2 separate regions of the Homo sapiens genome follow, and region 2 is linked to region 1. A link is an interaction called in ENCODE POLR2A ChIA-PET data of the cell type or tissue named here. Cell type or tissue: GM12878. All regions are shown on one strand. Links, peaks and the distances in the headings refer to the core of each region. The heading gives the core; the rest is flanking DNA.

Evidence for each region. ChIA-PET counts read pairs that join two places held together with the same protein. Peaks named below come from ENCODE experiments on the same cell type or tissue, not always from the same donor. Only the 100,000 strongest peaks of a DNase experiment are listed, where the experiment ranks them.
Region 2: POLR2A ChIA-PET joins it to region 1 with 11 read pairs; 4 of 35 experiments call an interaction of 5 or more read pairs at or near these places.

Annotation. Positions count from the first base shown.
Region 1 is chr2:215,910,744-215,919,226 of GRCh38, forward strand. It overlaps LOC105373870 (a long non-coding RNA gene), which reads left to right. Exons shown (of 3, transcript XR_001739231.2): 2 at 815-898; 3 at 1,043-1,129. Among named protein-coding and RNA genes, the nearest start is that of LINC00607, 71 kb to the left of the region's middle. In GM12878, for the core only: no CTCF peak of the experiment used is centred there; DNase peaks (open chromatin) are centred at 3,488, 3,978 and 4,178; H3K27ac peaks cover 387 bases.
Region 2 is chr2:215,642,193-215,647,192 of GRCh38, forward strand. The region is part of intron 5 of LINC00607 (long intergenic non-protein coding RNA 607); the gene reads right to left. All of the region lies in intron 2 of LOC102724861 (a long non-coding RNA gene), which reads left to right. Among named protein-coding and RNA genes, the nearest start is that of LINC01614, 73 kb to the right of the region's middle. In GM12878, for the core only: no CTCF peak of the experiment used is centred there; no DNase peak of the experiment used is centred there.

The DNA of each region.
Region 1 (8,483 bases), core at 1,473-6,472:
CTTTGGGAAATCTCAAAGATTAAATCTCAAGGCTAGATAAAGAATTGTCTTAGACTTCAGACTTAAATACTATTGTCCCCTGAAACAAAGAAAGAGGAGTGTGGAGAAAGACATGGTTATGGGGAGGTGTTCAGGAAAAGTGCAATAAACAAGAACCAGGTTTATTTTGCAGATGTAAGTCCACACTTTCTCCATTGATAAGAGTCTCTAGTGATTCAGTCAGCCCTATCTTCCTGGTATGGAGAGGGAGATATCCTTAAAAGTGAAGATTTCCTTCATAGGTATAAATTTCTCTTACAAAAGGGTAACTTCTGTTTTCAAAGTGTCTGCTGTGTCTGCAGGTTCTCAAAATAACCAGCTCAAAATAATCCTTATGCCAAAGAGGCATATTTTGGGATGACTTGGGGTAATGTGTTCTGAACCCTATTAAAGTATTTTTTAAATTATTTTTAAAGAAAAATAATTTGCTTAAAGATGGGGTGAATTTGAATCCCTTTTTTCCCCCAGTTTAAAGAGTTACCGTAAGATTTGAGAGGTATGGGTGGACCCGCTCTGAATTGAGATATTTCAGCCACTGATTTAGGATGAAAGAGGGTTTTCTCTTGCCTCCCACTGGTTTTGTGTTTCACTGTTTTCAGAACATTAAATGAAGTGTTACCATGAAGAAGGCACAAATTACTTAATCCTCACACAAGAGCCAGTCTCATTAGCTCACACTCACACCTCTTAGGTCATACCATGGCCATCAATTATACCCGGCTGATGCTGCAAGGGACAATCTCACTGCTCTGTGACATATTTTTCTGTCTTACAGATTCTAGGTCTCAAAATATAAGGAATGACCTCACGAGTCACAGCCCAGTTGTTCCTATATGTAGTTAGAAGGAGATATCTGAAGGTTGGTACACTGTTAATATTATTCAATCATTTCAGCTCTCTTCTCAACCTCTCTATTCTCAACACTCAATTTCAAGTTTATGGCACCACTGCGATTCTAGCCCTTCCATTTCCCACTCGGAATTTCTGTGCTATCGTCCCTCAGGAGCTCCTTGGATCTGGCATCCTCTCTACCGTCAACCTCACACCCCAGGCAAGAAGGGGAAATCCCAGAGGCCATAATCCTCCAGCCATCTGGGAGGCACCCAGAAGACAACCATTAGCAGACACTCTGGGACTTCAGGCAGTTCTGCTCCTTGAAACAACTGTCACTGGAGAGGCGATTTTACAGCAGCCACTGTTGTCAAGTGGAAATACATTTTTAGTAATAAGAATAACAGCAATGGACGGATAAGCTGGCTCTTCTGGAACAACCATCCAGGGATATTCCAGCCTTACAGTTCTATCAGGTCAAGCAAAAGTTGATGTTTCTACCTCACCAGGGAGCACTTTAGCCCTTAATCTCTTTTACAAGCAGCAGAGGACTTGAAGACCAAATGACAGCCAGGGACCTGGCCATTGCCGGGTAGCCTAGGAATGTGCGACCACTAAGGAATTGAAGCCCTTCTCTGTGTCTCTGTTTTTCTCACTTGTCTTCTTTCCAGCTGTCCTATAGGTGTGGTAAATCTGAATGCACAATTCTCAAAAACCATAACTCCCACTTTTTCTAGGTGCCAAAGAGAATGTTAAAATATCTTCAATTATCCATTCTCTCATTTCAACTTCAGCTTCTAGTATTGATTAAGAAGTGGAGACCACCTCATCTGTCCTCCTCAATCTTATTCATGCACTACTGAGACGCACCTACAGGAGGAGAAACACTTCCAAGCACACGATGTGAATTTGTATCTTTACACACCTAACATACCGACTATTCCTGAATCCTTATCCAGTTTGAAAGAGAATACAATGCAAGTAAAACCTGAATTGATTTTAGCCTGATGTTTTCCCGTGGAACAGGGACTCATAAATCACTCCATATGTCAAACTCTGCCCTTCTTCCCCGATTCAGTAATCACTCTCTTAGTAACTTGGGAGATATAAACTAGACATTTGTATCTACCAGGGGTTCTATCTGGCTTATTTATTTAATTCAGCTGAGAATTTGGGGTGTTATGTTTCATTAATTCACCAATGACCTATTTTAAATCAACGATTCTGAGCCAACTTCTTTTTGAGATATTGGACTTGATATAAATACAATGCAGAAAGAAGTAATTCTCCATTCTGGGTTAACTTCATTATTGTGCTAAGTATTCCCATAAGAAAAAAAAATTATCATATGCTCTCAAGCTTCACAGACATATTTTTGTCTGTATGTTTACTCAGAAAGGAGATAAAGTCTACAGTTTCATTTTCATACTTTTACAGCAAGATCCTAACCCAATCCAAAAACCCCAGCTATTTTGCATTAAAGCTAAAATCATGAAAATTAGTTAGAATCACAAATTACGTCTGGCTTTCAAGCTATCTGTAATGCACAGATGTAATGTAGCAAACACGTTGTATTTTAAAAAAAAAAAAAACTTAAAGGTTTTAAAGGAAGGTTGGTGTCTTCTTCCTTTCTTTTCAGACCAAGTGCTAAGACTTGGAGTTCAGTTAACTACTATTATTCATAATGGAGTTTCAAAAATTCTAATGCAAGGAGAAGATAAACCTCTCCACCAATGTTTACTTACTGGAGAAAGCGCAAAAAAAAAAAAAAAAATGAGTATGCAGATAGAGCTTTGTGATTTAAAGCAATAGCTTGCACTAAATGCCCCCATCAAAAAGTAAATTCTCAGGAGTCACCTTTCAAATCCAAACCTGGAGGATGATTTTGTATTCACCACTAATGTCATCCATGATCTCGTGACTCAGAAATACTGAGCCACTTCAGGCACATTGGTTTTCCTAACTAAATATCCATGTCTCCATCTTTAAAAAGTTTAAATTCCTCTCATGCCTGTAATCCCAGCACTTTGGGAAACCGAGATGGGAGGATTGTTTGAGCACAGGAGTTTGAGACCAGCCTGAGCAACATAGCAAGACCCCATCTCTACAAAAATTTTTAAAAATTGGCTTGGCATGATGGTGCATGCCTGTAGTCCCAGCTACTGGGGAGGCTGAGGCAGGAGGATCGCTTGAGCCCAAGAGTTCAAGGCTGCAGTGAGCCATGATTGTGCTGCTGCACTCCAGCCTGGGTGATAGAGTGAGACCCTGTCTCAAAAAAAAAAAAAAAAAGTTTAAGTTTCTTTTCTGTTTTCACTACTCAACTTTAAATGGCCTCTTTTGGTCTGAGCTATGAGGTCAAAAAAAAACCAGTCAGAACTGAGTTTTCAGCTATACATATTTTTACATCCTTGCGACAATACTCTGATGAAAGTGTTAAAAGATAAAGTTAGCCACATTGAAATTTTATTTGAGCAGACAGCAATTCATGAATCAGGAAGCTCCAGATCGCAGGTGTTTTGGGCTCCACCAATAGGGCATGAGAGGAAGACTTTCATAGGGTGAAACTTTCATAGGGTGACTCTCAGAAGCAAGGTAAAGAAAATATAATTGGTTAAAATGGAGCAGAAGTTTAATTTGGACTATTCCAGTGGAAAGTCCCTAATTAGAAATTAATTGGCAGTTCTGGTTGGTTAAGCTTAAGTTTCATTCTCCTAGAATATGACCGTTTACGCTGACTTGGGTTTCCATTTGCTTACATAGTAGCCAGTCTAATAGCCTCCTAATTAATTATTTTAACAAAAAGAAAGAATACATGTTCTCAGAAAACCATTACTGTGGAGGTTTCTGAGTGCTCTCCTCTCATGATGTTCCTTTCACTTCAAAGACCTCCTCTCCATGTATCCAAGCCCTTTTTGCATTAAGCACTGTTCTGACAGACACTTCTTCTTTCCCTAATACCTAGCAGAGCCTACCCACAGGACCACTTAAAAAAAAAAAATTGTGGAAGAGGGATGCTATGCTTTTCTGCTCTTGAAGGAACTCCAAATTGTAACCTTTCAAGATTTTCATGTGCCCACAGGATGTAGCTCAAGTTAGAGCAGAGACTACACTAGATGCAACAACTTAGGTTAATATTTGGTCCAAAACTTAACTGTAACTGTTGTCTCAGAAGAGGTATACCTATGCACACCCTATGGCCACACAAAATGGACTTCTGCTCACCCTTCCCCCTTAACCTGAAAGCTACCCACTATAGATTACATGTTTGTCCCCCCAAGCCTCATATTAAAATTATCCCCATTGTGGGAGACAGAACCTAATAGGAAGTAGGAAGTGTTTGAGTCATGGGGATGGATTTTTTTTTTTGACCGAGTCTCGCTCTGTTGCCAGGCTAGAGTGAAGTGGTGTGGTCTCGGCTCACTGGAACCTCCGCCTCCCAGGTTCAAGTAATTTTCCTACCTCAGCCTTTTGAGTAGCTGGGACTACAGGTGCCTGCCACCACACCTGGCTAATTTTTTTCTTTTTCTTTTTTTTTTTTTTTTTTGGATTTTTGGTAGAGACAGGGTTTCACCATGTTAGCCAAGATGGTCTTGATCTCCTGACCTCATGATCTGCCCACCTTGGCCTCCCAAAGTGCTGGGATTACAGGCGTGAGCCACCATGCCCAGCCAGGATGGATTTTTTATGAATGGCTTGACACTGTCTTCATGGTCATGAATAAGCTCTCGCTCTATTAGTACCAGCGAGAGCTGGTTGTTTAAAAGAGCCTGGTACCGCTCCTTTCTCTCTCACGTCCTTTCTCACCCATGTGATTTCTGCACACGCCAGCTTCCCTTCATCTTCCACCGGGAGCAGAAGCAGCCTGAGGCTTTCAGCAGATACCCAATCTTCCAGCCATCGGAATCGTGAACCAAATAAGCATTTTTTTCTTCATAAATTACCCAGCCTCAGGTATATCTGTATAGAAACTCTAAATGGACTAAGACACTACCCACAAACGTTTCATCCTGGCTTGCTGAAGTTGTTCGAAGAGGAAGTTACAGATCAGTTTCTTTTCCTGAAAGTACAGTCTGTTACCTCAAACAAAGTGTGACTATCAGACAATCAAACATATATAAATAAAGCAAAAAAATGTAAAATACTTTGAAATGGACCAAAGTTATTGTAAGGTGTCTTCAGTGGAGAACTAGACATTGTCTAAATACATCATTTCAAGTTATGTGATTCTATGAGGCCTCTGTGCCTTTCCTTGACTTTCAGTGTTTTACAACTCTTTAAGTTGTGGATAATTGGTAGTGACACAAACAGTTCTTTGTCCATAAACATGCAAGTCAATTTTGTTCTCTGAAAATACACCATTGGTTTTCCTCCCCCACTGTGGAATGAGACAGTTTTGCATCTATTTGTAAATTTATTGCAACGTCGTTTGCTGGTTCTTTAAATTTTCCTTTGAACTAGTTGTAACATCTTACTAGTTCTTTCATTAATTAATGATTTAAATAAAATCTCTAATGTGTATTGATTTTATATTTGAGATTTGTGATTCTATTCTATTTTGGAAATTATAAAACCCAGAGAACAGTACAAAATTGTTCTTTACTTTCCTCATTGAAGAATCCATGGAGTCCACCTCAGGCGGTCAAAGAACCCCTCCTGTCTGGTCTCTACCTTGTTCTCTCCTCACTTCCACTCCTAAAGTCTTCTCAGTCTTTTTAGCCATTTACCCTTATGTCAGAGGTATTTCAACCAGTATAACTCCATCTTGAATAGGAGGTGGGTAAAATGAGGCTGAGACCTACTGGGCTGCATTCCCAGACAGTTAAGGCATTCTTAAGTCACAGGATGAGATAGCAGGTCAGCACAATATACAGGGTATAAAGACCTTGCTGATAAAAACAGGTTGCAGTAAAGAAGCTGGCAAAACCCACCAAAACCAAGAGGGAGAGAGACCTCAAAACCCACCAAAACCAAGAGAGAGGCCTCTGGTTGTCCTCACTGCTACACTCCCACCAGCGCATGACAGTTTACAATGACAGTTTACAAATGCCATGGCAACTTCAGGAAGTTACCCTATGTGGTCTAAAATAGGTTATGGAGAAATACCAATGGTGTATTTACAGAAAACAAAATTTACTTGCATGTCTATGGACAAAGAACTGTTTGTATCACTACTGGTTATCTACATGCCTATATGGCATGAATAATCCACCCCTTGTTTAGCATATCATCAAGAAATAACCATAAAAATGGGCAACCAGCAGCCCTCGAGGCTGCTCTATGGAGTAGCCATTCTTTATTCCTTTACTTTCCTAATAAACTTGCTTTCACTTAACTCTATGGACTCACCCTGAATTCTTTCTTGCACGAGATCCAAGAACCTTCTCTTGGGGTACAGGTCGGGACCCCTTTCCTGTAACACTTAGGGCAGATTCTTAGGCAGCCAATTCTATCTGAAAGGAGAAGAGGAGAATATTTTAATTCTTTTGTTCCCTCAGCATATTACAGCTACAAAAATTAAATAAATCTTCCCAGTGCTAGTATTCGTGATCCATCAGTCCAAAATTCGAGTGTGTTATGCTATTTCCAGTAGTCAAAGATCCCTTCGGTGAAAGGGGAGGAAGAGCAGTTAAAACTCTATTCTGCCACTCTGTATTGCCTTTCATCTTTTATTAAAATGACAGGTTGCTAATTTGTCCTTCCATTAATGAGAATGTTTTTTGTTTGTTTGTTTGTTTTGAGACAGGGTCTCGCTCTGTTGCCCAGGCTGGAGTGCAGTGGTGCGAACTAATGAGGATGTTTTTAACTGATCCCCACTCTTTCATCTCATCTATTTTATGGCTTGAAATGAGTTCAGGTCATTAATTGAGCATTTACTATAGGGTAGGCATTGTTTTATTTGCTGGGAATTCATAGACCTCAAAGAGCTCACAGTTTGAAAGGGTCACTTTCACATAAATGAGTATTTATAATACAATGTAGCCATGCAGCACATAATAAACCTGTACATTTTCAGGACAACTGTTCTGCAGGAGACGTCCAGCCTGTGGCTAGTTAACGCAACTAAAGTTTCAGCAAAGCACTCAAGCGTAAGGTCCTTAAAGTTTTTCTCATTAAGTTTTTGTTTTTTTGTTTTTGTTTTTGAGATGGAGTCTCGCTCTGTCGCCCAGGCTGGAGTGCAGTGGTGCCATCAGGGCTCACTGCAAGCTCCGCCTCCCAGGTTCACGCCATTCTCCTGCCTCAGCCTCCCGAGTAGCTGGGACTACAGGCGCCCGCCACCACGCCCGGCTAATTTTTTTATATTTTTAGTAGAGACGGGGTTTCACCGTGTGTTAGCCAGGAGTCATTAAGTTTTAATAAGTCCAACCATCTCCAGACCAGAACCCCTCTGAATATGAAATAGGAGAAGTGAGATATCTCACACAGTAGCTATCAAGTTACTACTCACAAGCCAGAAAATGTCAGGGCTTACTTTGGCTTTCAAGTTCACAGTTCCATGAAATACAGAGTTAGGAAGGCTATCTTGATGAGCATTCTTCATTGGACCTCTCTGCCTTTGGACTTTTCTCTGCCTTGGACATTCGGGGAGCTGTTCTGCTTGGGGGTGCCTTTGTTAAGTGAAATGGGCAATTCATTTCCCTGACCACCAAGAGACATCCAGAATTTGTCATGTTTTATGAGTAATTTTGAAAGTGCTTACTAGACCTCCCTCCCTTTTCAACTGCTCAGGCTCAGTAAGCTTTTAAACTTTCTATTTCGTTACAGTACAAACAACTCTACAAGCAGGCCTCCTGCTTCTCCCCTCAGGCTATGCAGAATTATTCATACTCAAGGTCTAAAGAGGAACATCAGCACGAAGGAAAAACAGACTAAAGAGTGAAAACAAATTAGCAATCCAAACAGCTCTCTCCCAGCCTGTCACTGGAAGGCCTTTGGTGTCTCATTCCAGAGTCAAGGGGTTTTCTGAGTTGAAGATTAAAGGATACATTTTCAGGGCTCAGAGAACAGACAATCTGTGAAATGCATATTCACCCAAGGCAGCCAGAACAAGGTGCGCATATGAAGAACCGGGATGGGCCTTCACCCCAAACCAGATGAGCCTTGTATGGATAGTCGGTATTTTGCACCCACTGGGCTCGAGTCTTTCATATTTTATTCATGCTTGGGTAAGGAAAAAAAGAAAGAAGAAAGAAAGAAAGAAAGAAAAAGAAAGAAAGAAAGAAAGAAAGAGAAAAAGAAAGAAAGAAAGAAAGAAAGAAAGAAAGAAAGAAAGAAAGAAAGAAAGAAAGAAAGAAAGAAAGAAAGAAAGGCCATTAAGCTCTCTTTGGGAATGTGGGAAATCTTATCTTAGTTATTCTCAACCAGGGTGATTTTGCCCCACAAAGAAACATGTGGCAAGTGTCTGAAGATATTTTTGATGGTCAAAACTGGCACTGGGAGGTGTTGCTGGCATGTAGTGGGTAAATAAGAAGGAGAAGGCTGAGCACCCTGTGAGGCACATGATGACCCCCACAACTAAGATTTATCTGTTCCAAGATGTAGTTAGTGCAAAGGTTGAGAATCTCTGCCTTAAAATGTAAAGCAGTAAAAACAGAACGTTAAGAAAGCTCCTCCCT
Region 2 (5,000 bases), core at 1-5,000, 270 kb before region 1:
TGGCTGAAGAACACATTAAGTTGTCTATCTTTGAGTTGATTTATTTTACGTTTCTCTGAAACAGAGTCATGACAGGCCAATGGAAACAAAATAAAATAGAGCGTATTATTCTGCCTTTTTTTTTTCTTTGGGAATAAGCTCAGATCTGAACACACTGATGAAGGCCGTATGGCCTTTGCTGCTGCTGAGAATCGACGCGAATGCGTTGATGGATTCCACAGTTCTAACTATGGGCTGAAATCAGGTGGAAAGTAGGTGACAGCTAACACAAAATTCTAGGTGGAGAACAAAATGCTAGCAATACTAATTACTGACTATCCCATTTACTCTAGTGTGAATAAAACCTTGGGGAGAAGAGTAAAACCTGAAAATCATTGAGTTTCCAAGTGGATATTCTAAGAATGTACACAGCTCTGTACTGTTTCCTCTGCCTGGAATGGTCTTCCTCTACACAGTCCATGAACTCATCCATTCGCTTCAATCAAGTCACCTCTCAAACAATGCCTCTTCAGAGAAGAATTCCTAGACTGCTCTATCTACAATTTCAGCACCCCATTCCTATCACTCCTGACTCCTCACTGTGCTTCCAGTCAGAATAATCTGTGTTATAGTGCCATAATAGCTAATCCTCAAATCTTGGTGGCTTAAAAAAAAAGTTTATCACTATGAAAAATCTACCGAAAGTTGAGCAACTCTCCCAGGCAGTCCTCCTTCATAAATCCTCATCAGTATAAACCAATACACCTTGCACAGCAAGTGAAAGTGTGGTGGACAGTCAAGGCCATGAAGTAAAGATTTCCACCCAAAGATGACACAGATCACTTCCACTTACATTTCATTGGCCAAAGCCACACTAAACTACAAGTGGGCAGGGAAGTGTCATCCTCCTACGTGTCCAAGTGGATGTAAGAATGTCTGGCACATCATGCTTTATTTGTCTTCATGACACTTTTCATCTAACATCATTTAATATATTTTATTTGTTATTATTTGACCCTCCTTACTAGAATGTAAGCATTCTGAGGGCAGGGAACTTATCTATTTGTTCGTTGCTTTACCCTCAGCTCTTAGAACAGAGATTCTCGATTAATATTTATTGAATGAACAAATAAGAACACAGAAAATACTATGTTTTACACAAGGAATTACCAGTGCAAATGCTTAAAGGACCCAGCTGTTAATATAGCAAGGGAAGCAAGCAAGGTTAGAACTGTGGCTAAGTGGAGCACTTCTTCCATTACCTAAAGGCCACTAGTTGCTGCCTTGAATGATGGACCCAGCATAGCTAGATCTGATTTTTTTTTTTTTTTTTGAGGCAGAGTTTCACTCTTGTTGCCTGGGCTGGAGTGCAATGGCGAGTCTTGGCTCAGTGCAACCTCTGCCTCCCAGTTTCAAGTGATTCTCGTGCCTCAGCCTCCCGAGTAGCTGGGATTGCAGGTGCCCACCACCACATGCCCGGCTAATTTTTGTGTTTTTAGTAGAGACGGGGTTTCACCATGTTGGCCAGGATGGTCTCGAACTCCTGACCTCAGTTGATCCACCTGCCTCGACCTCCCAGAGGGCTGGGATTACAGGTATGAGCCACCGTGCCTGGCCTGCTAGATCTGATTTTTTTATGAGAAGTTAAAAATCTTGATTTTTAAATGAAAGCTCTGATTTTTTCATGTGGTTCAAAAGTTGTCAAAAACATATGCAGGTCATACCCAGCAAACATGAATGTTAGTCTATGCCTTGTGCTCTAGGTGGAAAGACTGAACGAATGAGTTTTGAGATTTACAAAGTTTCAATTAAGTGAAGAGAAAATGCGAAAAGAGAGGAAAAGTAGAATCTCCACATTCATCTCTCTGTCACCTAAACTCTTATTTGGAGGGATCCCTGCTCTACCTCTTTCCCTCTCACCCCTACTCCTCTTTACCCAGGAATTTAGAAAATACCCCTATATTTCTAGAACTAGTTTCATTTATTTATTTTGAATCCTTTGAATAGGAGTCAACCTTGCCTTCACTGATGTTATTGTGTGTCTTACATAGCAATATCTAAACAAATGAGAAACCGTGGGGAGAGATCTTCAAGGTGAAAACATTTAGAATAAAGAATTGCTGTGTTTAAAATGGCACTGGCAGTATAAAAGATCTAATATCTATTTCATGTAACAGACGAGGTCCAAACCAGGGAACTCTTCTCTGTAACCAATAATTTGACCTGATTACATCATATCTTTTTCTCTTTGCCCTAAAGTTGAACTTTGTATATAGAGGGGCTGCCAAACACATTTACACTGTAGAGAAATGTTGTTTTCCAATGTATCACCCAAGAGGTTTTAATTCAGATGAAAATGTTCAAAAATTAAATTTCTGTATTTCTTTGGACCTAGCTTGGGATGGTTTAGCAAGCAGTCTTCATACGACTTTTCTTGTCTAGAGGGAATTATCACTGGGCAAGCTCAGTCAAACTTTAAGTGCAGTTGTTCATTTCGGTGGCCCCAAGCCCATACCTGGGAGTTTTCCAGCTGTGGAATCAATGAAAAACGCCCCAGTCAGGGACACAGTACTGGATTCCAGGCAACCTGCTTTCCCAAGGAAGCACTTGGATTAAAACAGGCCTGCCCCTCCACTCTTAAAGAGAATTCTACCACCCTGTTCTGCACTCCCAGATAGCCCTGGGTGTATAGTGCTGCCATTTCAGAGCTCCGTCGTGATGTCTATCACATGTTGGCTTTAATTCTAGGACAATTCTAGAGAAATAAGAAATACCGAGCAAACTTTTCCCTGCCCAGGCAATCCTCCAGTGAAAATTCTCACAGCGAATAGATTTCTGGTGGACATAGACATGCTTGTAATTGACCTTCTCACTAGGCCCTACACATTTCTGGATATCATGAGTTTCAGTATTGTCTTGAAATAGATAAGGCCTCTCGTCCATGGTTTATAAAACAAAATTACCAAGACTGAAATTGGAAATCTTGTTCTTACAGAGGCAAATGAAAACATGAAGTTCTCTGGAGATAGTTCATGAGCAAAAGAAAATTACTTTCATAGAATTCTAGAAATAATTTATTTTAGAAATTCTAGTATTGACTTGATTCTGAAAATAATTATATCATCATCTCTCCAAAACAGTTATCTTCAAAGTGGCCACTTATTTGACAAAAAAATCAATTCGGTCAATATGGCATTTTAAGATTATGCCTTCAAATTCCCTTTTGCACACACACAAATACAGCCTAGCAAACAGAAATTGAGGCAAGCCACCCATTGGCTGGGTAACTGACTTGCCAACATTCCTTAAACTGGTTCTGGATTAAAAGGTCTTAGATGACCATTTGAAAGCTGGTACTAAACTCCTAAATAGGAAGAGGATGTTGGGAGTGGGATAAGAGGAGAAAGAACTTGTAATATGAGAAGACTTGGCAAACCAAAGTGCTCATATACGAAAAGAAATAAAATGCCGAGAAAGATAGCCAATGACATCAACTATTGGGAGATTAATTCAATTCAGGTAAAATTAAAATAGTGGAGAAATGATTAAAACATCTGAAAATGCGTATGCTTAGACTCTTCAGAGTGATAAATTGTGCGAAAAAATAAAAAATAACAAGAAATAATGAAACCAAATAGGCAGAAATAAAACAATAATAGGTAGATGAGAAAAGAGCCAACTAGAAATCTTTAAAATGAAAAATTTAGTTAAGATTTAAAACAGTTAATAGATGGACAAATAGATCTACACACAGGTGACAATTTTGTGAATTGGAAGGTTGTCTTGAGGAATTCACCAGGAATAAAGCATGAAGGAATAAGTAGATTAAAATTAGGAAAGAGAAGTTGAAGACACGGAGATTCAACATGATTAATCTCAAATGTCTTATACTGTTTGAAATCTGCTAGACAAAAAGAGTTTTGTCTATAAATTAATACAATTTAATTTATAGTATTCTAAATGACCAAAGGCAAATCACTGGCTGCCTGGAAGGGTGGAGGGGGGAATGGCAGGAAAGAAGAATTACAAAAGAGTAGGGAGCAACTTTTGGGAGTGATGAGTAAGTTTGTTATCTTGATTGTGGTGATGATTTCATAGGTTCACAAATACATATATCAAAACATATTGTACACCTTAAACATGTGTAGTTTATTGTATATCATTTCTACCAAAATAAAGCCATTTTGATAAGTATTTTTTTCTAAAAAAAAGAAAAAGGAATCAAGAAATACTAAAGGAAATTAAGAATATCTAAAAATGATTCTTTGAGAAGACAAATTAAACACACTTCTGGCAAGATCAATCAACAAAAACCAAAGGAAAAACAAATAAAGTCTAATATTTGAATTCAAGATTTTAAAAATTACAATTTTATGCCAATGATATGGAAACTTAGATGAAAAGAACCAATTTCCAGAGAAGTATAAACCATCAAATTGAGTAAAGAGGAAGCAGAAAGTAAGAATAAAGAAGTAACCACTTGCGACTGGGTGTAGTTGCTCATGTCTGTAATCCCAGCACTTCAGGACACCAAGGCGGGAGGATCACCTGAGGTCAGGAGTTCGAGACCAGCCTGGCCAATATAGTGAAACCCCCGTCTCTACTAAAAATACAAAAATTAGCCAGGCGTGGTGGCTCACACTTGTAATCCCAGCACTTTGGGAGGACAAGGCAGGTGATCACCTGAGGCCGGGAGTTCGAGATCAGCCTGGCCAACATGGTGAAACCCCATCTCTACTAAAAATACAGAAATTAGCTGGGTGTGGTGGTTCATACCTGTAATCCCAGCTACTCAGGAGGCTGAGACAGGAGAATCACTTGAAACTGGGAGGCAGAGGTTGCAGTGAGCCAAGATCATGCCACTTCACTCTAGCCTGGGCAACAGAGCTAGATTCAATCTCAAAAATAAAAATAAAAAAAAAAGAAGAAGTAATTAAGTAATTATTTGCCTATTTGCTATGGGTTGAATTGTGTTCCCTCAAAAAGATATATTGAAATATGAATCCCCAGTACCCCAGAAT